3 separate regions of the Mus musculus genome follow, and regions 1 and 3 are each linked to region 2. A link is a loop called in an ENCODE intact Hi-C map of the cell type or tissue named here. Cell type or tissue: heart. All regions are shown on one strand. Region 1 overlaps Usp10 (ubiquitin specific peptidase 10). Region 2 holds the start of Cotl1 (coactosin-like 1 (Dictyostelium)). Region 3 has its middle 5.2 kb from the start of Meak7.

What was found. Hi-C counts contacts between places; a loop is a spot of excess contacts. Peaks named below come from ENCODE experiments on the same cell type or tissue, not always from the same donor. Only the 100,000 strongest peaks of a DNase experiment are listed, where the experiment ranks them.
Region 1: a loop joins it to region 2, with 2.2 times the contacts of the local background. A loop is called at or near these places in 7 of 42 quality-filtered maps.
Region 3: a loop joins it to region 2, with 8 times the contacts of the local background. A loop is called at or near these places in 37 of 42 quality-filtered maps.

Annotation. Positions count from the first base shown.
Region 1 is chr8:119,924,194-119,932,193 of GRCm38, reverse strand. Usp10 (ubiquitin specific peptidase 10) reads right to left here. Exons shown (of 14, transcript NM_009462.2): 2 at 277-345. Among named protein-coding and RNA genes, the nearest start is that of Usp10, 18 kb to the right of the region's middle. In heart, CTCF peaks have their summits at 4,288 (motif pointing right) and 5,488; no DNase peak of the experiment used is centred here; H3K27ac peaks cover 418 bases.
Region 2 is chr8:119,840,150-119,848,149 of GRCm38, reverse strand. Cotl1 (coactosin-like 1 (Dictyostelium)) reads left to right here and starts at 7,571. Exons shown (of 4, transcript NM_028071.3): 1 at 7,571-7,826; 2 at 7,926-8,000. The coding sequence starts at 7,750. In heart, a CTCF peak has its summit at 4,493 (motif pointing right); DNase peaks (open chromatin) are centred at 3,299, 6,849 and 7,539; H3K4me3 peaks cover 1,377 bases; H3K27ac peaks cover 1,646 bases; H3K27me3 peaks cover 252 bases.
Region 3 is chr8:119,779,629-119,787,628 of GRCm38, reverse strand. No RefSeq gene overlaps it. Among named protein-coding and RNA genes, the nearest start is that of Meak7, 5.2 kb to the right of the region's middle. In heart, no CTCF peak of the experiment used is centred here; DNase peaks (open chromatin) are centred at 3,308, 4,758 and 5,928; H3K27ac peaks cover 1,311 bases; H3K27me3 peaks cover 1,108 bases.

The DNA of each region.
Region 1 (8,000 bases), 84 kb before region 2:
GAGGCACACACAGCACTCAACCCTTCCTGTGGACAGAGCGCTACCCACCCAGCAGTGCAGCCTCAGGGAAGGCAGGCGTGAAGAAGAAAGCAACAGGGGCTTGGCCTGTATGTGAGGGTATACTTACTTCTTTGCTGAGACTTACAAGAGCCAGCGAGCGGGCCCAGCACACTCCTAGGATAATCTCTACTCGTTTTGAGTTAGAACTCTCAACTAAAGTGAAAGTGAACCGTCAATCACCTCGACAAATATGTACGTGACAACAATTTTTCTTACCTCAACAGAAGAGCGGGGAGTCACAAAAAACTGATTGAATTCATCAGGGCTGAAATCGCCAAAGATATACTGAAACAATAAAATAAGAACACTTGATTACCTACAACATACACATGACTTATTTTGTAAAAGCCACATATTTTATGTGTTTGTCTTAGGAAGCATCTATACTAGAATTTTCCAAATCCTTTTCAAGTAAGGAGTGAGGGACTACAAGCTAAGGTTCCTAGGGCAGGCAGTATTTCCCCATGACAAGCAAGAAAATGTCATCTAGCCTTTTCTGTAAATTGTCAAAGAACAAATTTGAAAAAGCTTATTTTGAAGCAAATCAAGTTTAGTCCCAGCTCCTGCCTTTGGGGAATCTTCCTGGTTCCCCCTTTTCGCCTCCACTTAGCTTTCTGCTGAGTCATGTTATTACCTACCTCCATTTTATTTTTCCCTGCCAAAGGATAGGACAATTCACTGGGCAATGTCAGTGACCCTGACTAACAATCTCAAGAGAGATGTGTATTTATTATAGACATAAAGTAGAACGACGGGACTCCAGCTTCATATTGCTGTGAGTGACCTTAACTCACAGGATCTAGTACAGAACGGGTGACTCTGCTACATGGCCGCCAGCTCCTAAGAGCTTCAAGAAGTCTGCCACTAACAAGTTATCACTATGGAATTTCCACAGCATGCATACATGCATTCATTCAGCCAGCCAGCCAGGCAGCCAAGTACATATTTATAAGACTCAGGCCTGGGTCCTGAAAACAAGCAAAGCTGTCTCTCCAGCTCTACTGCAGCTTAAAAAATCTAGAAGTAGCCGGAAGGTGGTGGCCCACACCTTTAATCCCAGCACTCGGGAGACAGAGGCAGGCGGATTTCTGAGTTCGAAGCCAGCCTGGTCTACAGAGTGAGTTCCAGGACAGCCAAGTCTACAGAGAAACCCTGTCTCAAAAATAAAATAAAATAAAATAAAATAAAATAAATAAAATAAAAAATTCAGAAGTAACTTCCAGGGAAGTTTACAAACCACATCCTATAACCAAGTAAGTAGAAAATACTCTTTTATTATGCAAAAGCGCTGTTGGCGGGAAGAGTAACAAGGAGACCACCCTGAGGCTACTGAGCTGTGTCTACTAAAACCATGGCAAACCCTGAAGACAAAGCTGTCCTCTCCCGTTGTGCACACATGTCCTGGGCCACAAGCTGACAGTGGACAGAAGACAAAGCTGTCCTCTCCCGTAGTGCACACATGTCCTGGGCCACAAGCTGACAGTGGGCCGCCGTCACGTCACGGTGGAAACACTGAGATCCCACACAGTCCAGAGTTTTCTCATGAAATGCTTTCTAACTCAGCCTCTTACCAACTGCAACATTAGCCAATTGCTCACAGTATGAGAAAGCTTATATTAACATCACTCACAGAACAGTGTGTGAGAAGGAAACAGAAGACCCACAGTATGAATGGTGAACACCAGACTAAACTCAAATCACTTATTAAAAACTTCAACTGGTGTGTTTAGTGGCAGAATCGATGTATATAGCAACCAGGAGGTTTTAAAAACTAAGAAACTAAATGCTGACGTCTTACTTCCACAGAATTCCATCCCATAAATATGTTACTCAACGTATAGTTAACATCCTCAAGGAGCAGGGGTGTGGTTAGTTGTAAAGCACACGCGGGCCTGACATCTATGGGAAGTTTCTAAATCCCATTAAGAGAACTATGGTGACAGACAGGGATGGATACAGTGAAGCCAATGAAACTCAGAGACACCAGAGAGACCACACCTCCCTCTCAAGGGAAGCAACACTCAGAAAGCCTTTTGGGTCCTCTTAGGGATAAGAACTAACTAACTAACTAACTAACTAACTACTAACAATGTAGGAAAGATATCTATGGATGAGAATTAAATCAGTGTGACTTGTTAAAGTTATGGGTGTCTCTGACCTGCCTGATGTGGGTGCTGGGAGCTAAACCCACCAGAGCAGCAAGGGTTCTAACCACTGAACCATCTCTCCAGCTCAGAAATGTTCACTTACATTTCACTTGGAAACACACTTTCTAATTTGTTCACATACAATCCATTTTTTTTTAAAAGAAATGGTTAATTCAGAAAGGGCTAAATCTTGGAAATGTGCAGTCTGACTGCAGAACCCAGGCTCCCTCCTGGAGGGAGAATCAGGTGACAATCTCTCCTGGACTTTTCACTTGGTTCCTTATTTGGTGTCACTTGAAAAAGTCTGCCAGAGTGCTTTTCTTGCAAATAATTCATACCAGGACATGGTGGCCTTTGCCTTTAATCCAGGCACTGAAGAGGAAGATGGGTATCAGATTATCTAAGTTCAAGGCCACCTAAGAGGGCCTGTTAAAGACAGACAAACTGCTGATCAAAGAGCCCACCCCCGCACACACATGATGCGAAATAAAAATGCACATATTTGTTCAAAAGCTCTGGACTCATGACCTAGCCGGGTCTGACAGAGCTCTGGTAGTGTTGTTAGTAGGGTGTACTATTTTAGAATTTTTCTTTTTAAATCATGTTTTATTCAAGAAACTGACTAGGAGCTGGAAACATGGCTCAATGACTAAGAGAAGATACTCCTGAAGTTCAATTCCCTATGTCTGTGTGATGTCACACAACTGTCTGACTGTCTCTATCACATTACATTCTTCAGGCCGCCATGGGCACCAGGCATGCACCTGTTACACAGACATACATGCAGGCAAGACAGAAACTAAGTATAGGATGGCAGTATAGCGCTTGGGAAGCAGAGGCAGGTGGATCTCTTGAGTTTGAGGTCAGCCTGGTCCACAGAGTGACTTCCTGTACAGCCAGGGATGTGTAGAGACCACATCTCAAAATTCAAAATACAAAAGGGAAACTGTGTGGGTATAAAGAACAGAATTCACAGGTCATGCGTAAATCCACTGCTGCACAGGCACCACTGTGTGTGTGGTGAAGACCTCAGTTATATCCTGCTGAGAATCCATCAAAGGACACAGTAGGGCCTGTTAACTGGAGCTATGCCACACCAAACATCATCTGGTGACTGACAAGGAGACAGCAGGGCTGCTTGCAACTCCATCCTGACTCCTCCCTTCCCACTGGTTCCTGTGCATCAGTGAATCCCATCAAGACGCACACAGCACATCCCCCTGCCATGAGATCTATTTTCATGAGGTATTTCAGTGAGCCATTACACCAACATATACAACGTCTTGCTTCGGTTTTGTAGCTGAAGCCAGCAGGCGAGGTTCTAACATCGGTGCACTGGATACGCTAGTTCCAGGCAATCCAATGCCTTCTTATGGCCTCCAAGGGTACACATGTTGGCAAAAACACTGTGTGTGTGTGTGTGTGTGTGTGTGTGTGTGTGTGTGTGTGTAAATAAAATAAATATGAAAAAAACACTTAGAACTTCCCGGGATGATTCATGGACCATGTTAAGCGCAGATATCACATGCCATCCCTTTTAAAGGCTTTACAGCCATGCACACCATTGAGAGATCACTCTAGAGATGGCTCAGCAGTTGAGAGCACTGGTTGCTTTTCCAGACGACTGGAGGTCAACTGCCAGCAACCCCAAGGTGGCTCACAAGCATCCGTAACTCCAGTCCCAGGGGGTTCTACTTCTGATTCCTGAAGAGCACGTGGTCCATAGACACTTGTGCAGGCAAAATACCCACATAATAAGTTAACTAAATTAAAAATACTGGGTCGTTCTGAAAAGGCCTTACCATTATCACAGAGTGCTTCCTATCGGACACATTTTAACAGTTTACATTTCTAGGAAGGTAAAAAGGGAAATTACAATATGCTGATAAACTGCAAAAGGCAGAGAAAGCTCCTGGGAGTGGAAGACAGGATTTACAAATTTAAGAAAAGACAGGGAAGAAAGACCAAGACAAGACATTCTGCTCAAAAATCTTCTCTTCCCAGGGAAGGCGGAGAGGTGACCCAGGCTCACTGCAGAGTGCAGACCAGTATCACAGGACACTTGAAGACTGCCATCTGTGTGACACTAGGGGGCACTGGAGAACAGCATTCCTCAGTCTCTAAGCTTCCAAAGGGGCTACTGAAACTCAACGGAGGGTGTGTTGGCTGACCTAAATTAACGCTCTTTACCTTTTGAAAAGGTCCCTGGTAATATGAGGTGGCTCTGAAACAAGTAATCAGCTAACCCTTTGCTCTTTTCAGTAGTTCTCAGTATCAAGGGAGATGACCAAACCGGACAGTTACCCACTGCAGTGCACAGCTAGGCAAGCAGCCTCTCTACCTGGGAGGTCAGGGCCATCATGTGAGGCAACAGAGGCTGTGAGGGAGCAAAGCCTCTCTGCAGAGGACGAGCTCACCCGCCAAAGCTCCAGATTTCTCACCAACTACAAGAGCTCCTGGGCCTGACTAGGAGTAGGAAGCCATGGGTAGGACTGGGGAGGTGGGGGTGGGAAGATGGGGGTGCCTGGCATTGATGAGGCTCTATGCTGTGCCCCAAGCATGGCAAACACAAAACAACACAAGCAAAACACAAGCATAAACAAGAAAAGAGAGAAACATGGACATGCACACATCACACCAATACCTACCTGCTCAACACTCTAAACCTTAATCGAAAAAAGGCCAGCACTGAAAAGGGGAAGTAAGCCAGGCACTGTGGCACACCTTTAATCCCAGCACTTGAGAGACAGAGGCAGGCAGCAGGTCTCTGAGTCAGAGGTCAGTCTGGTCTACAGAGTGAGTTCCAGGGCAGCCAGGGCTACACAGAGAAACCCTGTCTCAAAACAAACAAATATTGGGATGGGACCTAGAAAGATGGTTCAATGGTTAAGAACACTGATTCTTCCAAAGGACCCAGTTCAATTCCCAGCACCCATATGACAGCTCACATCATCTATATTAACTCCAAAGCTGGGGCTTCTGACACCCTCACACAGACATACATGCAGTCAAAGCAACAATGAACATAAAATAAAAATGATTTACAAATTGTATTTAAAAAGTCTACTAGAAGCTGGGTGTGGTGGCACACGCCTTTAATCTTAGCAGAGGCAGGAAGATTTCTGAGTTAGAGGCCAGCCTCGTCTACAAAGTGAGTTCCAGAACAGCCAGGGCTATCCAGAGAAACCCTGTCTCAAAAAAAAAAAGGTCTGCTAGACAGTGGTGGTGCACATGCACACTCAGGAGGCAGAAGGTGGCTCTGAGTTTGAGGCCATTGTAGTCTACAGAGGGAGCTCTAGGACAGCCCAAGGCTAGACAGGAAAAAAGTCTCAAAAAGAAAAAAGGGGAAGATGCTAAAGCCTACACTAACCAAGAAACCACTTACAATTGGTAGCTGCTGGGGAAGAGGCAGTCACTTTCCCCAGAGTGTCTGTCACTGGGTCCACCAACTACTCAACCCCGTGCCTAGGCAGACTTGGTCAGCACAGAACAAGTTCTGTGACTGGTTTGCTTGTTTGTGGTTTTTGTCTTAGTTTTTTTGTTGGGGGGTTGAGGGGGAGAGAACATGATGTTGGATAGGCAGGGAGGTGGAGAGAATCTGGGAAGAGAAAAACATCAAAATAGAGTGTATGAGGAAAAAAACAAAAACAAACCATAAAAAAGTCAGAGAGTAAGGTAAGGCCAACTGCCTGCAGCTCCGCTCACATGGGACGCACAAGCTTCCCAGGGTGCGGGGAGGGGGACAGTGTCACCACTGTCCCACACAGGGCGGTAGTAATAAGCCTCAGACTGAGTTGTACCCAAAGGAAATGCATTGGGTTGCTACACATTTCAAGGTCGATGCTAACTGGCTTCAGTAACAGCCACACTAGACAAATCACACTCTGGAGAGAGTGGTGTGATAGCTTGGGGGACACCTGAAGGTGACACTGCAAGCCGGGAGTTTCACTGATGTCACAATTCCCCCAAGTGAACTGGTGAGACTGAGGATAACGTGAGCAGATACTGAAGACTCAGGACATCAACCCTCAATGGCTGTCACAAGGCAAGCTAACTGCAGGCTGGTGAATGTTACAAAGGGCAGGAGCTACTTCTCTGAGCTGAGGGTCCGGGCACAAGGGAACAGTCATTAGCATTACAAGTCACTCACAGAGTGGCACAGAGTGGCACCCAGCTTTGGAAAGTGCGGGTTTTGGTTTGGTGTCTATTTTGTTTGCATATTTTATTCCAAGTACTAAAATCTTGTCAGGCTTTCAACAGGCTGGCTGCATATTCTTGGTATTTTCATTGAAAATTTGAGCTAAATTGTTGCTACAGACGCAATCTCAAAATTAGAAACCATGATTCATGTAACAAAACCCCACTGTTAGCAGCTTCCCAGTCCTGTCTACAGAGCAGCAATGGATGCTCACAGAGCTCTCATCACACTAGAACTGCTAACAAACACAAGTGGACAAATGGAGAAGTAAGTCCCACGTACTCTCTGCTGTACACCTTGAGGCTGGCCTGAAGAGAAGCGGGAAAAGAACCATGTAAATAAATAAATAAATAAATAAATAAATAAATAAATAAATGTGGGCAGGTGCAGTCCCGGGCAGGTACCAGCAGATAATAGTGCCTCCAACAGTGGGAACCTCTGGGCAAGGAAATTATTCTGTATTTGGAGTTATGGTGGGCACACGTACTGTACAGGACTATAGCTCAACACACTGCTGTCTGCCAGTTCATTGGGATGGCCGGCTCTCCTTGAAATCCTTACACCAGCCCTAGGCCAAGACCTCACCAACTAACTACTGATGAGTGCCCATCACCCCCACAGTGTTAATTCTGCACAGGCAGGCACCCGCAGGTGCCCCCAGGTCTACAGGACTCCCCACTGAATGGAATTGCTGGATCAAAACCAACAAAAGTCCCAATAGCTGAAGGTCGGCTGCCCGGAAGGAAGTCACAGCAACAAGCCTTCAGGCCATGACTGACCTGGCTTGCTGGCTTCCCCAAAGGTTGGTTTTACACCCCAAGGATCTAGAGCAGCTGATGAAGAAGCACACAGCTCTTCCCACTTTAAGGAGGAGGTCAATATCGAACCTCTCCAGTGGGGAGGAGTGGGAAAGGCTCAGCAGGCAAGCGTGCTTACTGCCAAGCCAGACAATCTGAGCGCAACCCTAACTTTTACTTTAGCACTGGCTCTCCAAGTTGTCCTTTGACCACCCAGGTACAAATAAGTAAATGTTAAAAAAAGAAAAAAGGAAAGAAAAAGTTTTTTACAGTATACAGAGTAACCCTGTCTCAAAAACAAAACAACATAAAATAAAGTTTTTAGGGGCTTCAGAAATGGCTTAGTAGTTAAGATCACTGGCTATCCTATCTTACAGGCTCAATTCCTAGCACCCACACGTGTCTCACAACACAGCCACCGATAACTCCATCCCAGGGGGTTGGATGCCCTCTTCTGACCTTAGAGAGTACCATGGGGTGTGTGTGTGTGTGTGTGTGTGTGTGTGTGTGTGTGTGTGTGTGTGTTATCTTGTTTTGGGAAGTCTCCAGAGGGAGTCCGGTGAAGCTGAGGGTCTGAACCTTCAGAAGAGACGCAATTGGCCGTCAGTGCTGCTTCTGCACAGAAGCGGGAAGCGGGGAGCCCCTCTTAGGCTTGCTTGCAGCACACAGGCCAGGCCTGTAACAACTCCCATCAGTGCCTGGGGTGGAGTCCAGCCCTCATCCCAGCTTTGAGACACTGAGCTGACTGATTCTGACTTGCTTGGGTTCAATCTCTGACTGGGGTTAACCCCAGGGTCT
Region 2 (8,000 bases):
GCCTGGCTTGAAACAAAAATTTTAAAGTGAAAGCTACTAGAGGAACAGCCACTGGGTCAAGAAAGAACTTACCCTAGCTCTTCCTGTTTCAGGGAATCACTACCTCATGGAGGAGTCCATTTGTCCCCCACCAGCCTAACTCTACCACGGAGGCCACTTGAAGATTATCAGCTGCCACAGGACATGGAAATGGGAGAGAGTTGGGGGAAGGCTTTCTCTTCAGCCAGCACGTAGTCTTCAGTTCCCATGGTGGAGCAGACTCTTGAGATAGGATCTCACTTGAACCCAGGCTGGACTATGACACACCGTGTAGCTGGCACTTGCCTTGAACTTGCGACCCTCTTACCTCAGCCTCCTGAGTTCTGAGATTGTAGGTGTGAGCCGCCATGTCTGACTTTGAGACACGCACTCACATGGATCCAGGGCCTTATGCAACCTAGGCAAGCGACGCCCCCTGCTCCTGAGCGGCACCCACAGTGGGCGTGAGCTAGAGCACTATAGCGTAAATTCTTCCCCAGGTCTGGGCGAGAATTCTCTTCCAGAAGCTGATAGGTCTGTCCCTGCATCTTGGCTTTACCCATTCTGACCTGGCCCCAGTGGATGAGACTTAGAGACAGGGGGGCCCAGGGCTCTCTCTGTGGCTTCCTTCTAGGGCCACCCCACCCCCACCCCCGCCGGGGGATTCTGGTATAGACTGGCATGTAGGGAGGGAGGGAAGGAAATCAGGGCAAGCAAATCAGTCAAGTGTTTGCTCATGGAACACACAGTCCTGGTGCAAACTGGGGCTTCGCTTTGTGAGGCTGCTGCTGTGTGGGGTGTAGCAGGGTGGGCTGGGCGTGGGGGTGAGCAAGTGTGGTGGTGTTGGTAGTGCATTTCCCACTGCGCCTTTTTTTATTTTCTATACTGTCAGGATCTGTGTCTATTTCTGAAAGGCTCACCTTTGGATTTAGCAACTGTTCGTTTGCATTGATAGTTTAGCTTGTTATTTTATATATGATTTGAATAGACAGGCGGCGGCGGCGGCGGTGGCGGTACACCCCTTTAATCATCTGCACTTGGGAAGCAGAGGCAGGTGGATCTCTGTGTTCGAGGCCAGCCTGGTCTACAGAGTGAGTTCCAGGACAGCCAGAGATACACAAAGAAACCATGTCTTGAAAAAAGCAAATAAAATAAAATAAAAATAATTTAATTGATGAGTTGGAGAGATGGCTCAGTGATTAAGAGCACTGACTGCTCTTCCAGAGGTCCTGAGTTCAATTCCCAGCAACCTCGTGGTGGCGCACAACCATGAGGCCCCCAAGGTCTGGTTGCCTCAGACATGAGGACATCCTCATGCACACCGAGTGATGCTACGGAAGCTTGCTCCTTCATTTAAAGCTATTGGTTGAATAAAGATGCTACAGCCTGTAGCTGGGCAGAAGAAAAGGAGGCGGGGCTTCGGTTTGCCAGGCTCGGGGTCTGAGGAGAAGCACAAGGAGGGAAGAGAGAAAGACTCCATGGATAAATGATCATCGTGAGAACAAGGGCTGGCCAGTCAGAGTATGAGCTGCCTAAACAGAACATGGGAAGTTATATCTCAGGGTTATTGAGGGAAGTAGACAAAATAGCTCAGAGGGTAGATAGCTGCCCAGCTCTGGTGTTATTAAGGCTTATTACAAATATAAAGGTTTTGAGTCTTTTATTTGGGAACTATGTAATCAAAGGTGGGGTAGAATTCCTTGACTAGTTTTAGCTACAACAATATAACAATGCTCACAGAGGCCAAAGAGGGCATCAGATTCCTGGGAGCTGAAGTTACAGGCTGTTAGGAACTTTTAAATTTTATTTTATTTATTATATGTAAGTACACTGTAGCTGTCTTCAGACACACCAGAAGAGGGGATCAGATCTCATTACGGATGGTTGTGAGCCACCATGTGGTTGCTAGGAATTGAACTCAGGACCTCTGGAAGAGCAGTCAGAGCTCTTAACCGCGGAGTCATCTCTCCAGCCCTGTTGGGAACTTTTTTGTTTGTTTGCTTTTCGAGACAGGGTTTCTCTGTGTAGCCCTGGCTGTCCTGGAACTCACTCTGTAGACCAGGCTGGCCTCGAACTCAGAAATCCACCTGCCTCTGCATCCCAAGTGCTGGGATTAAAGGCGTGCGCCACCAACACCCGGCTTTGTTAGGAACTTTTTAACCTTTGGATGGTGACTGAACTCTGGTTCTCTGAAGAGCTCTTAATCATTGAGCCATGTTTCCAATCCCTAGTTGTTTTTTAAACTAACAAGTTATGATCATTAGAACAGAAAAGCAACCAAGCAAAAGACAAATCCCCAGTTCCGTGGGGCAGTTTGACTTGCCAGGTTTCACAGAGAAAAGAGTAAAGCTTTTAAGAGCACATTCCTCGAAAGTTAAGCACAATTTTCTAATATTTTTACTCATGTTCTGTTCTCAGTGCAGCCAAATGTTTGTACTGCTTTCAAAGTTCCTATTATTTTCTAAAACCAAACCAAACCAAAAAAAACCCCCATATCTTCTGCTCAGGTCTGACCATCCTGCAGCTGGCTGAGCCCCCAATATCATAGCATCCTAGGAGTCATCTCACCATGCCCCTCTTTAGATGTTATGATAATGTGCCGGCAGCAGGTGGGACTCTGCCACGTCGGATTCTACTAGATCTATGTAAAGGATTCCTCAAAGACAGGCTTCAAAGCAAATGGCAAGGAGACTTCCCACAGCTGCATAAAATCTGCGAAAAAGGAATATGGTCCTTGCCTGAAGTGTAGAGAGCTGTATCTTCAAAGTGAAGCCATGTGGGCACCTGCTACAGGGGTTGAAATCAACCTCATTTCAAAAGAAAAACTAAACAAAACAAAAACAAAACACCTGTCTTGTTCATGGTTGGTGATGCCAATAAATGGACATATGGTTTCCTCTCCAAAAAAAAAAAAGAAATTACACTTTAAAAAAATTTTGTGTGTGTGTGGGAGGAGGGGCACATTTCAGGGAGAACACAAATTATTTATTTTATTTCAAAGTTATCTGAAATGGGCCTGCCAGATGGCTCAGCCAGTAAGGGGGCTTGCTGCCAAGCCTGAAGACCTGAGTTTGATCCCCAGGACCCACACGGTGGAAGAAGAGATCTGACTCCCACAGTTGTCCTCTGACCTCCACATATGCACCCTGGAGCATGCCCACGTGCCTTCCACCCATGCACCCATAAAATAAACATGTCAAATGTCATGAAAAGACTCTGAGGTAGGCTTGGGGCTGACGCCTGCCCAGCCCTTACCAATACGCAACCTTAACCTTTGTGCAACCCTTGGGCTTCCACCCTGGGCTTCGTCGGAGTGGAACATAAGTAACATTGCCAACAGCCAAGAGCCCCAAGACTGTACTTTCAGTTCCCACTTAGGCAGCTTAATCCTTCCGACATTCCTGAGAGCCTCTTTGTAAAGCGTTGACAATTGGTGAGATCAGCTCAGGTTATAAATAGCCCTGCCTATAAATATCTCTTCCCAGGGAGGCACCTGTCTCCAGGTGCAGCATTTGCCTGGGGAGGGAGAGTCGGGTGTATGCTATGCCAAGGTGGGGCTGGGGGGGGGGGAGTCGGGTGTATGCTTTGCCGAGGGAGGGAGAATTGGATGTATGCTATGCCGGGGGTGGGGGTGGGGTGAGGGGGGGTGTTGGGGAAGTCGGGTGTGTGCTATGCGACCTGGCAGGTCAGCAGAGGAGAAACTTTTTTTCTTTCAATTTTTAGCTTCAAGGAAAATGAGTCTGTCAGGTTTCTGCAGGGGTGCAAATACAGCAGTGGATTACAATGGATGTTGCTGGTTTGTTTTTAAAGTTTTGTTTGTTTGTTTTATTTATGTATGAGTGTGTGTGTCTACATGAGTTTGTGAATACCATGTGTGCAGATGTCTCTAGACGCCAGAGGGGGGCCGGAAACCCTAACACTGGAGTTACAAAGGATTGCTTACCGTAAAATGGGTGCTGGGGATTGTACAGGGATCCTCTGAAAGAACAACCAGTGCTCTTAACCACTGAGCCATCTCTCCAGCCCTTGGTTCTTGTTTTTGTCTCGAGACAGAGTCTCAGGTAGCCCAGGCTGGCCTTAAACTGGCTGTGTAGCCAAGGATGACCCTGGACTCCTGATCCTCCATTCTCTGCCTCTTGGGGACTAGATTTTTGAGCCTGATTTTTGTCAGAAGATCTTACTCTGTAGCTCTCTGGCTGTCCTGGAACTTATTCTGTAGATTCAGCTGACCTGAAATATATGTCTCCTGCCTCTTTTTCTGGGGTCCTGTGGTTACAGGTGCAGGTCACCACACCCAGCCAGATTACTTTGTGTGTTGTGAAATTCTATGGATTCCAACTGAGGTCAAGGATTAGAGCCCAGCACATCTTGTATGTAGTTGTTTTATTGATGTTTCCTTAGCTGAGCAGACAGATGGGGTTTGTACTAATTAGAATTACGGTTCCCTGGCAAACAAACCTTTTACATGTTCATCCCAGTAGAGGGCGCCCTCAGCAAGGAGCAGAAAGAACAGTTGCCGCCCCAGGGAGTTAATTCCGTTTACTCACTTAGGTGATTGACACCATGGTGCCTAGAAGGTAGAGCTAGAAGCTGTAAGGTTGACTTCATTTTATTGATAGTAATTCCTTCCTTCCTTCCTTCCTTCCTTCCTTCCTTCCTTCCTTCCTTCCTTTTTTTCTTCCTTCCTTTCCTTTGTTTTTGAGGTAGGCAGGATTTTGCTATGTAGGTTTAGCCAACCTTGGCTGGCCTACAATTCAGAGATCAGTCTGCCTTCTCTGTCTTGGGATTAAAGTCTATGTACCACCATTCTTGGGTCTTTGGTAGTAATGTCTTAAGAATAAACAATATATTTGCTAGGCAGTGGTGGTGCACGCCTTTAATCCCAGCGCTTGGGAGGCAGAGGCAGGTGGATTTCTGAGTTTGAGGCCAGCCTGGTCTACAGAGTGAGTTCTAGGACAGCCAGGGCTACACAGAGAAACACTGTCTTAAAAACAAAAACAAAAACAAAAACAAAACAAAACCCCCCAAACCAAACCAAACCAACTAATCAAGGAAACAAGCAACAGGGGCTGGAGAGATGGTTCAGTGGTTAAAGCCCTTGCTGCTTTTCAAGAGGACCCAAGTTCAGTTCTCGGTACCCAGGTCAGGCAGCTCACAGTCCCCGGCAACTTCAGTTCCAGGGGGTCTGATGCCCTTCTCTGGAACCTTTTCATGTCTCTAAGGTCATCTGAAGGCCTGGCCTGGTGGCACACACCTGTACTCCCTGCATTTGGGAGGTGGAGGCTGGACCAACAGTTCAGGGTTATTCTCTGCTTCATAGTAAATTGGAAGCCTGCTTGGGCTACATGAGACCCTTTCTCAAAAAACAAACAAACAAACAAACAAACACAAAAACAAAACACACACACACACACACACACACACACACACACACACGAAGGGGAAAATAACCTAATCATCAAGGTGTTTGCCATGGAAGCATGAGGTCCTGATCTGAACCCCTGAACTCACATTTAAGAAATAATGCCACACAGTGGCTCTGCTTATTATAATCCCTGCACTGGGGAGGTTGGAGAGCAGTTGCAGCCCTGGGGTTGAATGGCCTGCCAGACTTGGTAAGCTCCAGGCCAGTGAGAGACCCTGACTGACAAGACAAGACAAGGTGAAAAGCATCTGAGGTCCTCTGCTTCACAAGGTCATAAGGGAGGGACACACACAGATAGCCACTGAACCTGGCCGGTCACACATGTCTTTGCGATTTGAGTGGAAAAAAGTTTTCATGGGGTTTTGTTTTTGTTTGTTTTTTTTTTTTTTTTCATTTTGAGGAAAGTAGTATTTTTTTCTTGGCAGCTTTGCCCCAATTGTGTGTGTGTGTGTGTGTGTAGTTTGTATTGAGATAATTTCATGTAGCACAGGCTGGCTTCAGTTATCTATGCATCTCAGGATGACCCTGAATTTCTTGATTCTCTTGCAGACAGCTCCCAAGTACTAGGATAATGGGTGTCTATCACTATGCTTCTTATTTATTCGAATATATGTATGTGGGGTGTGTGTGTATGCATGTGTATGTGTACACATGTGTGTGTATGTGTGCATGTATAAAAGAGTGTGGTTATATGTGTGTATTAAAGATTGTAGTGTGTGTGTATGCATGTGTGTGTGTGTGTGTGTGTGTGTGTGTGTGTGCGTGTGCAGATGCCTACAGAGGTTAGAGGAGGACATCAGATTCCCCTGGAGCTGTAATTACAGACATGGGTACTGAGAAAGAATCTAAAGTCCTCTAGCAGAGGATAAACCATCTCTCCTAATCTGAGACAGGGTCTTATTTTGTAGCCCAGGCAGGCCTGGAAACCAGTATGCAGCCCAGCCTGGTTGTCAATGTATAACCCTTCTTTTTTAACCTCTTGAGTTCTGAGCTGCCTGGTGAGGTACTGTGTCAAGACTTTTTCTTTTTTTTTTTTAAGGTGAGGTACTGAGAGAGAGAACCTGGGACCTCACAGATGCTGGCTCTTTGGGCCACACCTTCAGGCCTAAGGGTTTTCCTATCCCTTATACATGTTCCAGATCTTTTCAGTTTCTGTCTATGATCCGTTTTAGTCAATAGCAAACCAACAGTGACCTCTTTTGATGCCCGCCCTGGTTTCTGTACATCATTTCAGTTAAGGCTGAAGGCACCTGCTGAGGCTCCCTGAGGCTCGTCTTACCACGGGGAGAGAGCAGTCCTCTTGATAAGGTTTCAGAGCTTGCCCTATGGCTCGGGGCTGAGAATTACAAGCAGTTCTAGAGCTGGGCCTCCAGGGCCAGCCTTTCACCTGCCGGTAGGACAGATGGTAGAGGAGTAGTGAATGAATGACCCAGTAAGGGGGTTAAGGATGCCGCCCCATCCCGCCCCAGCACCCCACGTGACTGCAGATAGCCAGGCTACAAAGTCAACAGTGATTCTCTTTCCAAATGAAATGCTTCCTTCTTTCCACTTCTTCCCTTTCCAAATCCAAAGAGCAAACAAACACTGGGTTAGGGGCGCCAGCCTTGGCCAGCCTGGCTCATCTGAGTGCTGACTTAAGTTATTCTTCTGAAGGAGGGGGAGGGGTGGAGAGCTCTGCAGCCCAGCTCACTGGTAGAGGGAACGAGGGAGGAAGAGAGAATAAGAAGATTCGAGGGAAGATGCAGAGGAGAAGGAGGAAGGAGGCCTTAGGGAGGAGGGAAAAGGGGCTTGGGGTGGGATAAATAGGAGAGATGAGAAGGCGAACAAGGTAGAGGCTGAAAGAAGAGGAGAACAACGGCGTAAGGGAAGGAGAGGAATGGAGGGAAGGAGAGAGGGAAGGAGGAAGGAGAGCGAGATCGGAGAACACAGAAGGTGGTGGAAGAAGCGAGGGGCTGGGGCCCACGGAGTGGGGAGGGAAGAAGGCGGAGGAAGGGAAGACGAGGAGGAAGGGCCCCCCTCCAGCCCTCCGCGGAGTTGCGCAATCCGCACAGACTGGGATTGGCCGCCGGATGTGCGAGACGCCCCGCCCCCGCCTCGCCTGACCAATGGGAGCGAAGGGGCGTGGCTTTCACGGGAGTGGAGTCCCCGCGCGCGCTCTGGCTCTGCAGTAACCGCGGGCCTCTCTCCGAGGACCTTAGCTTGCTGTTGCGAGCGGCCACCTCCCCTGCCCACTCTCGGAGCCCGCTCGACTCTCGTAGCGGATCAGGGACGCGTTCACTGGTTCCGGCAGTGTCCTCGCGGCGGCCATGGCCACGAAGATCGACAAGGAGGCGTGTCGCGCGGCGTACAACTTAGTGCGGGACGACGGCTCGGCGGTCATCTGGTGAGCAACGCCGCGGGGCCGGGGAAGCCAGTAGTGACCTGCTTCGTGCCGCTCGCCGCCGCCGCTCACCTATGTTTCTTTTCTTCCTCCAACCCAAAGGGTGACTTTCAGATACGACGGCGCCACCATTGTCCCCGGCGATCAGGGAGCAGATTACCAGCACTTCATCCAGCA
Region 3 (8,000 bases), 61 kb after region 2:
CTTTCTTTCATGCACTGGGTATTTTGCAAACCAAACCTCCTTCAAGCTTTTTTCCACTGACCTATGCCCCAAGTGTTCTCCTCCCCCCCCCCCCCACTCGCTTGCTGTTTATTTTGAGACAGTGTCATTAAGTTGCCCAAGTTGGCTTTGAACTTTCAATCCTCCTGCCTCAGATTCCTGAACTGCTCGGGTGATGATAGCCCCAAGACCTGGCTGAAATTTTCTTTTTTCTAGTCTCCCCTCAAACGTTTGATGATAGCCCCAAGACCTGGCTGAAATGTTCTTTTTTCTAGTCTCCCCTCAAACGTTTGACAGTTTACTGTGCTTGTGTGTTAGAAAGAAAGTGCCTTGTTAGTGTGTGTGTGTGTGTGTGTGTGTGTGTGTGTATGAGAGAGAGAGAGAGAGAGAGAGAGAGAGAGAAAGTGAAAGTGTGTTGTGTGTGTGAGAGGGTGAGTGAGTGTGTATGTGTGTGTGTGGTATGTGCACACCATGTGTGGTGTCTAGGATGTGTGTGTACTGAGGTGTAAGTGCGGATCTGGGCTTATCTTCACACTTCACACTTCAGCCTGTCACTGGAGGGTCTGGAGAGATCTGATGCCAGGCAGAACCTTTCTCAGAGAGGAGGTGAGAAGTGGGGGCACTCTTGTCTTAAGCATCAGGAAGCTGTGCTGAGGTCTGCACTAGAAAGGCTTGCTGTTGCTGGGCAGTGGTGGCGCACAGCTTTAATCCCAATACTCGGGAGGCAGAGGCAGGTGGATTTCTGAGTTCGAGGCCAGCTTGGTCTACAGAGTGAGTACCAGGACAGCCAAGACTATACAGAGAAACCCTGTCTCAGGAAAAAGAAGGAAAGAAAAAGAAAGAAAAAAGGAAAGAAAGAAAGAAAGAAAGAAAGAAAGAAAGGGGGAGAGGGAGGGAGGGAGGGAGGGAGAGAGAGAGAGAGAGAGAGAAAGAGAAAAGAAAAGAAAAGAAAAGAAAAGAAAAGAAAAGAAAAGAAAAACTTGCTGTTCTGCTGGCGCGCTCCCCTCCCTTGCTAACTCTCTGCTCAGCTGGGGGACTTACCTACCAATTCCCTCAACATACTCCATTAGCAGAGAAGGTGGTGAGGCTCCCTGGTCACAGCCTGGAATAGCAATTTGTCTGAAGTACCCAGGCAGGCTGAGCGCTACCCTGTTCCATCACACCAGACACTCAAGGTGGGCTCAGCCAGGTGAGCTTGCCCGAATAGCACAGCTGAGCTTTGAAGCTGCATCTGGGTGTTTGAGCCGCAGGGCTGCTGTAGAGCAGAACCACAGACGGGCAGCCTGAGACGATACAGTATATCCCCCCTCCTGTCCCTGTTCTGAAGTCTGATCAATGTGTGGGCAGGGCTGGTTCCCCCTACACTTCTCTCCAGGGCTGACAGATGGCGTCTTTATGTGTCTGCCACAGTCGCCTGCTCCATCTGACCTGCCAACATGCCCAGACACTGTCTGTGAGGCAGTGGGAACAATTCAGCGTTCTGAACAACACCCCTGGCTCAACCGTTTTGTGCGGCTGACCCCTCTGCTCACTTTTACCTAATTGCCATGCGGGGGGGGGGGGGGGCTGCTTCAGCTCTCCTCCCTGCGCACAGTGGGTACTCAATAGCTGTGCAGATGGAGGGCCAGTCATGCGACTTTATAGACCTGGTGGTCCCCAGGTTTCCCCTAGGGAACCTAGTAGCATCTGGGGTCTGAACTTCTGCTTGTGGGCCAATGAGAGTACACGTGTGTCCACGCGCATGCGGAGACCAGAGAACATCCACGGTGTCGTTCCTCAGACACTGCTGACCTTGTTTTGTTGAGATGTGTGCTGGCTTGTTTCTGCTCCGCCCTCTGGAGTTGGAACTCTGAGCACACACTACCAAGTCTGGCTTTTTTTTTTTTTTAAACACAGGTCTGGGGATCAGAACCAAGTTCTCCTGTTTGCATGGTAAGACCCCTACCAACAGCGCTCTCCCCAGCTCCCACCCAGGAGCCCTGCCAACATCTGAACTCTAGAGAGAAACAGCTCACACATCTCATGGGGGGGCATGAATTCCCCCAAGTTTCCTACGCTGTGTAGTTAATTTGTGTGGTGTCTCTTCTAGGAGTTCGGGCATCTGGGTGCAGTTCCAGCATGGACTCCACATAGATAAAAGCACTGGGGGGGCAGAGCAAGCAGGAAAGGCATTGGGGTGGGGGTGGGGCAGAGCAAGCAGGTCTCTCTGGCAATAGGATAGGTTTTTGTCCATTTTATCCAAGGCTGCCCCATCTACACTCCCGGGGCAATGACTGGACTAGCCCTGTGTGTCATACCCTTTGTCTGTCCTGATTTGAATATTGTGTGTCTGATGTAAAGTTCCTCATGGGGGAAACGGTGTGAAGGGTGTGTAAGACCCTGCAAAATTATATTCAAAACTCCCCAGGAAGTTGGAAGTTGTTTTTATTTCAACATGGTCTTAAAATCCAAGACATTTTAAAGTCTTTGAAAATTTTAAGTGCGCACTCTCTCTCTCTCTCTCTCTGTCTCTCTGTCTGTCTCTTGCTCTGTGTGTGTGTGTGTGTGTGTGTGTGTGTGTGTGTAGGTCAGGAGTCAGTACTCTCCTACTCTGTAGGTTCAGGGGCTTGAACTGAGGTCATCAGGTTTGGTAGCAAGCCCCTTGACTCACCAAGCCCTCTCACTGGCCCACATTTTAAGACCAACGCTAGTGTGTATTTCCCCGTCACAGCCCCAGCTCAGTTCTTCCCATAGCCAAGTTCAGCTCGCGGTGGCCTTGATGTCGGCACAGCTGTAGCCCTCACGGTGGCTCTCTGGCATGGCTACCCTGGGACAGAGTGGCTATGCTGCCTCCCCCATTTGCTGCCTGCTTGGTGGATTAGCTACTGCTGCTCTTCCAGCCATGGCCCCTGAATAGGAACGATGAGGCTACCCAGCCCCCTACAGAGTTGTCTGAGGGATAAATGAGACCTTTCTTTCCCCATCTCTAGCCTGGGTGTGGTTCATTTTGACCACTGGGCCAGAGGTTGGATCATCTCATTTAACTTGAATGCCTACCTGACTCTTGGTGGCCCTAGCCACCCTGGCCCTACTGTAGAGAGTTAGGCAGAAGGGAAGAGGACACAGCACAGAGGTCTCACGAGCCTCTTGTGAAACTGAGCACTTCCTCTGCTCTCCCAGGTCTTCGCTTGGTGGCTGGTGGGTGGCTGGCCGCTCTTGGCCGTATAAGGCCATGTCTCCTTTCTGTGCCACAGGTGAATGAATAGGCAGCCACAGGCCTCTCTTAGCAAAGCCACAAGCTCTCCCAGCTGAGCCGCGCACAAGGGGACTTCAGTGACTGAGCGACTTTGTCACCTTTTATGGCTTTGGAGGAAGACAAGAGGCCCGGGTTTCACAAAACAGAAGCAGAGTCTCACCCTGTGAGATGTGTGGGCTGTACTCAGAGTGACAACACAGAGCCAGCCTTTGCCGGGTCACATGGAGAGACAGATTAGGAGGGCTGGAGACCCTGCGGGGACAGCAATGGGATGGAAGGCAGAGAGCTCTCCAGGGTTCTCCCCTGCTCCCTGAGGGGTCTACCCATGCCCTGGGTGGTGGGCACAGACATGTGCTGTCCTGTTTCTCCACTCAGAGCTGGGTGAGGACTGTGACTCTCAAGCTTTGGCGGGGGTGTGTGTGTGTGTGTGTGTGTGTGTGTGTGTGTGTGTGTGAAAGTTACAAGGGGGCCAGAGCGGAGGTGGGGATGAGGGACTTCTTCTAGGCATAAAGGAAGGTGCTGGGGGGAGTGGGTGTGGACAGATGTGGGGGATCCGGTAGGTTGGGGCTCTGATAAGGAGGCTGGCAACGCTCGTATATGCAATGTCTTTGGAGGCAAGAAAAAGGTGTTGGGTCCCCTGAGAGCAGATGCAGATGGCTGTGAGCTGCCCTGCAGCTGTCCTAGGCTGCTTTGTGGGTTCCTCTTTCCTCCGCCTTTCTCCACCTTTTTAATTCCACTCTTTCAGCCCCCTAACACAAGATGAGAGAGGAAAAAAGGGTAGAGAGGAAAGGAAAGAGACCCCTGAATAAAGTCAGGGTTCAGAAAGGGGGGTGACGTTAGTTAGACTACCTCCTGCAGATTAGGGACATAGGAGCTCCTCGGGGGAGTTTGATCTTCGCTGTCAGGATATCTAATTTCTTTTCGTTGTTGCTTCTTTTGCACACAACTGCTTAACAAACTGATACCAACAGCAACCACCACCACCACCAACAACCAATCAACAACCCACCGTGTCTCATGGGGGCCTAGCATTTATATACCCTCTAAAAGGCCCCCAGAATTTCAAATAGCAATAATACAGAAACTATCTGCAGCTGGCAAATCGCAGTCAGCTGCTGTGGACAGTCTGAAGCAGCCCCATATCTCACACCTGGGATTAAAATGAAAACATATTTTCATATTTCTATGTTTTTCAAAGAAACCAAAACTCCAAATTAACCACCACACTGCCATGTGGGTGCTGGGAATCAAACCCGGATCCTGTGGAAGAGCCATTGCTCCAACCCCACCTTCTGTACTCTTTTTAAAACAAACTATCACAGCCATGATTTGAGACCTGAGGCTGGCATCGAACCCTGATCTACCCGTGTCATCTTCTGAGTGCTGGAATTACAGGCATATGACATCAGGCCCTGCAAAGCCAAGTTTTTTGCTTTTTAAAAGACAGTGCTGTAGTAATTTATTCTGCAGCAAGCATGCGCGCCACCTTGTGGACACAAGGCTATATGGCATTGTTGTACCCAGGAAGAGCTCTCCCAAATGTTTGAGGGGCAGAAAGTGGAGGGGTCTGTCACCTGCCCTCTGGTGACTCCTTATACAGGGGAGGAAACCTTCTGGAGCAAGGTCAGGACTCCTGAGCAGCAGCCTCCGTCTGTACCTTGAGTTAGACACAGAGCTGATGCATCCTGTTGTAACTGACCTTAGATAGCATTTGGGGAATAGCTTCATTTCTTGCCATGTCCCCCAGTCTTGTTTGGGGATGACTAGGACCGACTGCCTCTCCCTTAAAGAGTCCCCCATCATCACCCCCACCTCCATTCCCACCACAAGACTTTTCCTATATATTTTTTTCTGTCAACCTGTAAGTAGCCAGTTCCAGAGTCACTACATTGATAGCAATTCCAATCCATTAAGATCTACAGCAGGCCAGGTGCAGGGTCTCCCCTTTCTTCCCCTGAACCCCCAGAACATGTTTTTGTTTTTATTGATGTTTTGTTTCATAGTACTGTTTACTATTTGATGGTGTTGGGGTGTGTGTGTGTGTGTGTGTGTGTGTGTGTGTGTGTGTGTGTGTGTTTTGTGACAGGGTTTCCCTGTGTAGCCCTGGCTGTCCTAGAACTCACTCTATAGAGCAGGCTGGCCTTGAACTCAGAGATTTACCTGCCTTAGCCTCCCAAGTGCTGGGACTAAAGGCATGGGCAACCACGCCCGACTGTTTGTTTTGTTTTGTTTGTTTCTAAGAGATCTGTTACATTCCACACTGCCTTCGAACTTTTCACATAGACAAGGATGACTCTGACCATCCCTCCTCTATGCTCACAGTATCAGGAGCTGGGTTCTCCTGAGATGCTCTCATCTCTAGGTCCTTGTCTTAGGGTGTTACTGCTGTGAACAGACACCACAATCAAGGCGACTCCTATAAGGACAACATTTAATTATAGCTGGCTCACACGTTCAGATTTCAGTCCATTATCATCAAGGTGGGAGCATGGCAGCATCCAGGCAGGCATGGTGCAGGAGGAGCTGAGAGTTCTACATCTTCATCTGAGGGCTGCTAGCAGAAGACTGGCTTCCAGGCAGCTAGGATGAGGGTCTTAAAGCCCATGCCCACAGTGACACACACACTCCAGCAAGGCCACATCCACTCCAACAAGGCCACACCCACTCCAAGGCCACTCCTCCTCCAGCAAGGCCACACCCCCTCCAGCAAGGCCACACCCACTCCAAACAAGGCCACACCTCCCAATAGTGCCACTCCTAGGGCTGAGCATATGCAAACACTCACACTCCTGGACTCAGTCCCATCCACAGAGGTCGTTGGCTATGGGAGGTGACATGCATATAGGAGCTAGGGATTAAGGCAGAGCCATCTTTGAGAGCATGCAACTTTGCTCTGTCTGAGCCTGGCCCAGGTCTCCCTCTGCCTCTGACCTCATGGTCTGCTTTGGTCCCCTCCTGCTGGCCTTATGCTCCCAGATTCCACATGGCTGGTGGCTTCCCATTGAAGCCAATGGGCTCTCACTATTTGGCTCCTACTGCAAAGGTCCCTTCATGGACTAACTCTAGGCAGCAGGCGTGCCTGTCTCACTTTGAGCAGTTGGTCACATCCTGATGGCTAGGTGCTGGCACCTGCTGAGGGGACAGAGGCAGGGCTGACAGGTGCCTTTATGGGAAATAGATAAGAAAGTACAGCCAGACCAAACAGTCACAGAGGTAATGGAGACGCAGAAGACAGCTCAGGGGTCACGGAATGGGAAGGTCTGACTGAGGCAGTGTGAGACTGTTTGGCTCAAGGGGGGAGCTGGGCAAGGAAAGGCTGAGGAGTTCCAGGCAGTAGCTGAGGCTGACTGTCATGAAGGGAGGAGGGCAGCCCTGGCTGACATTAGAAATTTGATAGCAGGTGAGTTTGAAAAAAAGGGGGAGGGGCATCTTATGAACCTCAGAAGGAAGCCTTGAGAGTCTTTCAGGGAGGGTTGTCATGGTGACAGTTTTGTTAGGGTGGCTCTGGCCACTAGACACAGAGTTAGGATGGCAGCCGGCCAGGCAGGGTGGTCCAGTGGGCAGAGCAGTAAGACATATGCAGGCAGCGGCCAGGAATGAGGGTGCAGGGAAAGAGACCTCTCCCTACAGTTTTCACACCTGGCTCTGATACCTTGAGTTGTGATCCTTGTCCTACGTAGCAGAATTCTCCTGCCAGGGCTCTGCCCAGCAGAAAGATGTCCGTGCTGGGTTACCTGCTTCAGAGTGGGAGAATCCCAGGACTGAGCCATTCTCAGATGCCTTTCTCAGAGGTTCCTGACACTTCGAGTGAGTCCCCTACTCACCGCGGGGAGATCTCACAGGACCTCTAGAAGCAAGGCTGAACAACGCCTGTCATCCCAGCACCCGGGAGGTGGTGGCAGGACTTAAAGTTTGGAGACACCTCATCTCAGAACAACAGCAAACACTGAAAAACCACAGGGTCAGGCTCAGTGGGTAAAATAGCTTGCCACCAAGTCTGATGACATGAGTTCAATCCCAGGCACCCACAAGGTGGAAGGAGAGATTCAACTCCCACGAGCTGTCCTCTGACATACATGCTGTGGCATATGATGTGACAGTAGCTACGAGCTCCAAAAATCCAAACCCACAGAGCATTCCCTTCTCTGGAAATGACTGCCAACCCACCATGTCATGTTACAATGGAAAGAGCCCTCAGTTTGGCACCAGGACTGCCTCTGTCCCAGCTGTGTGTTCCTGGGAAAATCACTTAACCGCTCTGAACCCTAACTCAGCATAGGGCCCTGGCTTCCCATTATGAAAGGCCTGGAAAGGTGGTTGAGCCGTGACAGGGAAAGTAGCATGCTTGGATGAACTCTCAACCCTAGACATCCAATTGGATCTTTATAACCTAACTGGTTTCTTGCTAGAAGCCCCTGAACCTCAGCTCCTCTCCATGTCACTCGCCCAACCTGCAGCATATATCCACAGCCACACCTCCGTCCTACCCTCTCCCCTTAGTTTATACATGCCAGGTGGGAACTGAATGAAGGAGTAGGCACTAAGGGGAGGAAAGGAGCCTGACACATTTTCATATGTCACAGACTGGTGACCCATGATGCCCTGGAGGACTCAAAGGCTGTCCTGGCTGCCTCAGCCTCACTCCTCCATGATGGCCCTTGTAGCCCAACTTCAGCTCGAGGCTCTGCCCACTGACTGGTCGTTTTCCTAGGGGCTCATAGGAGGGTGGTGGTGGGGGATCAAGTCA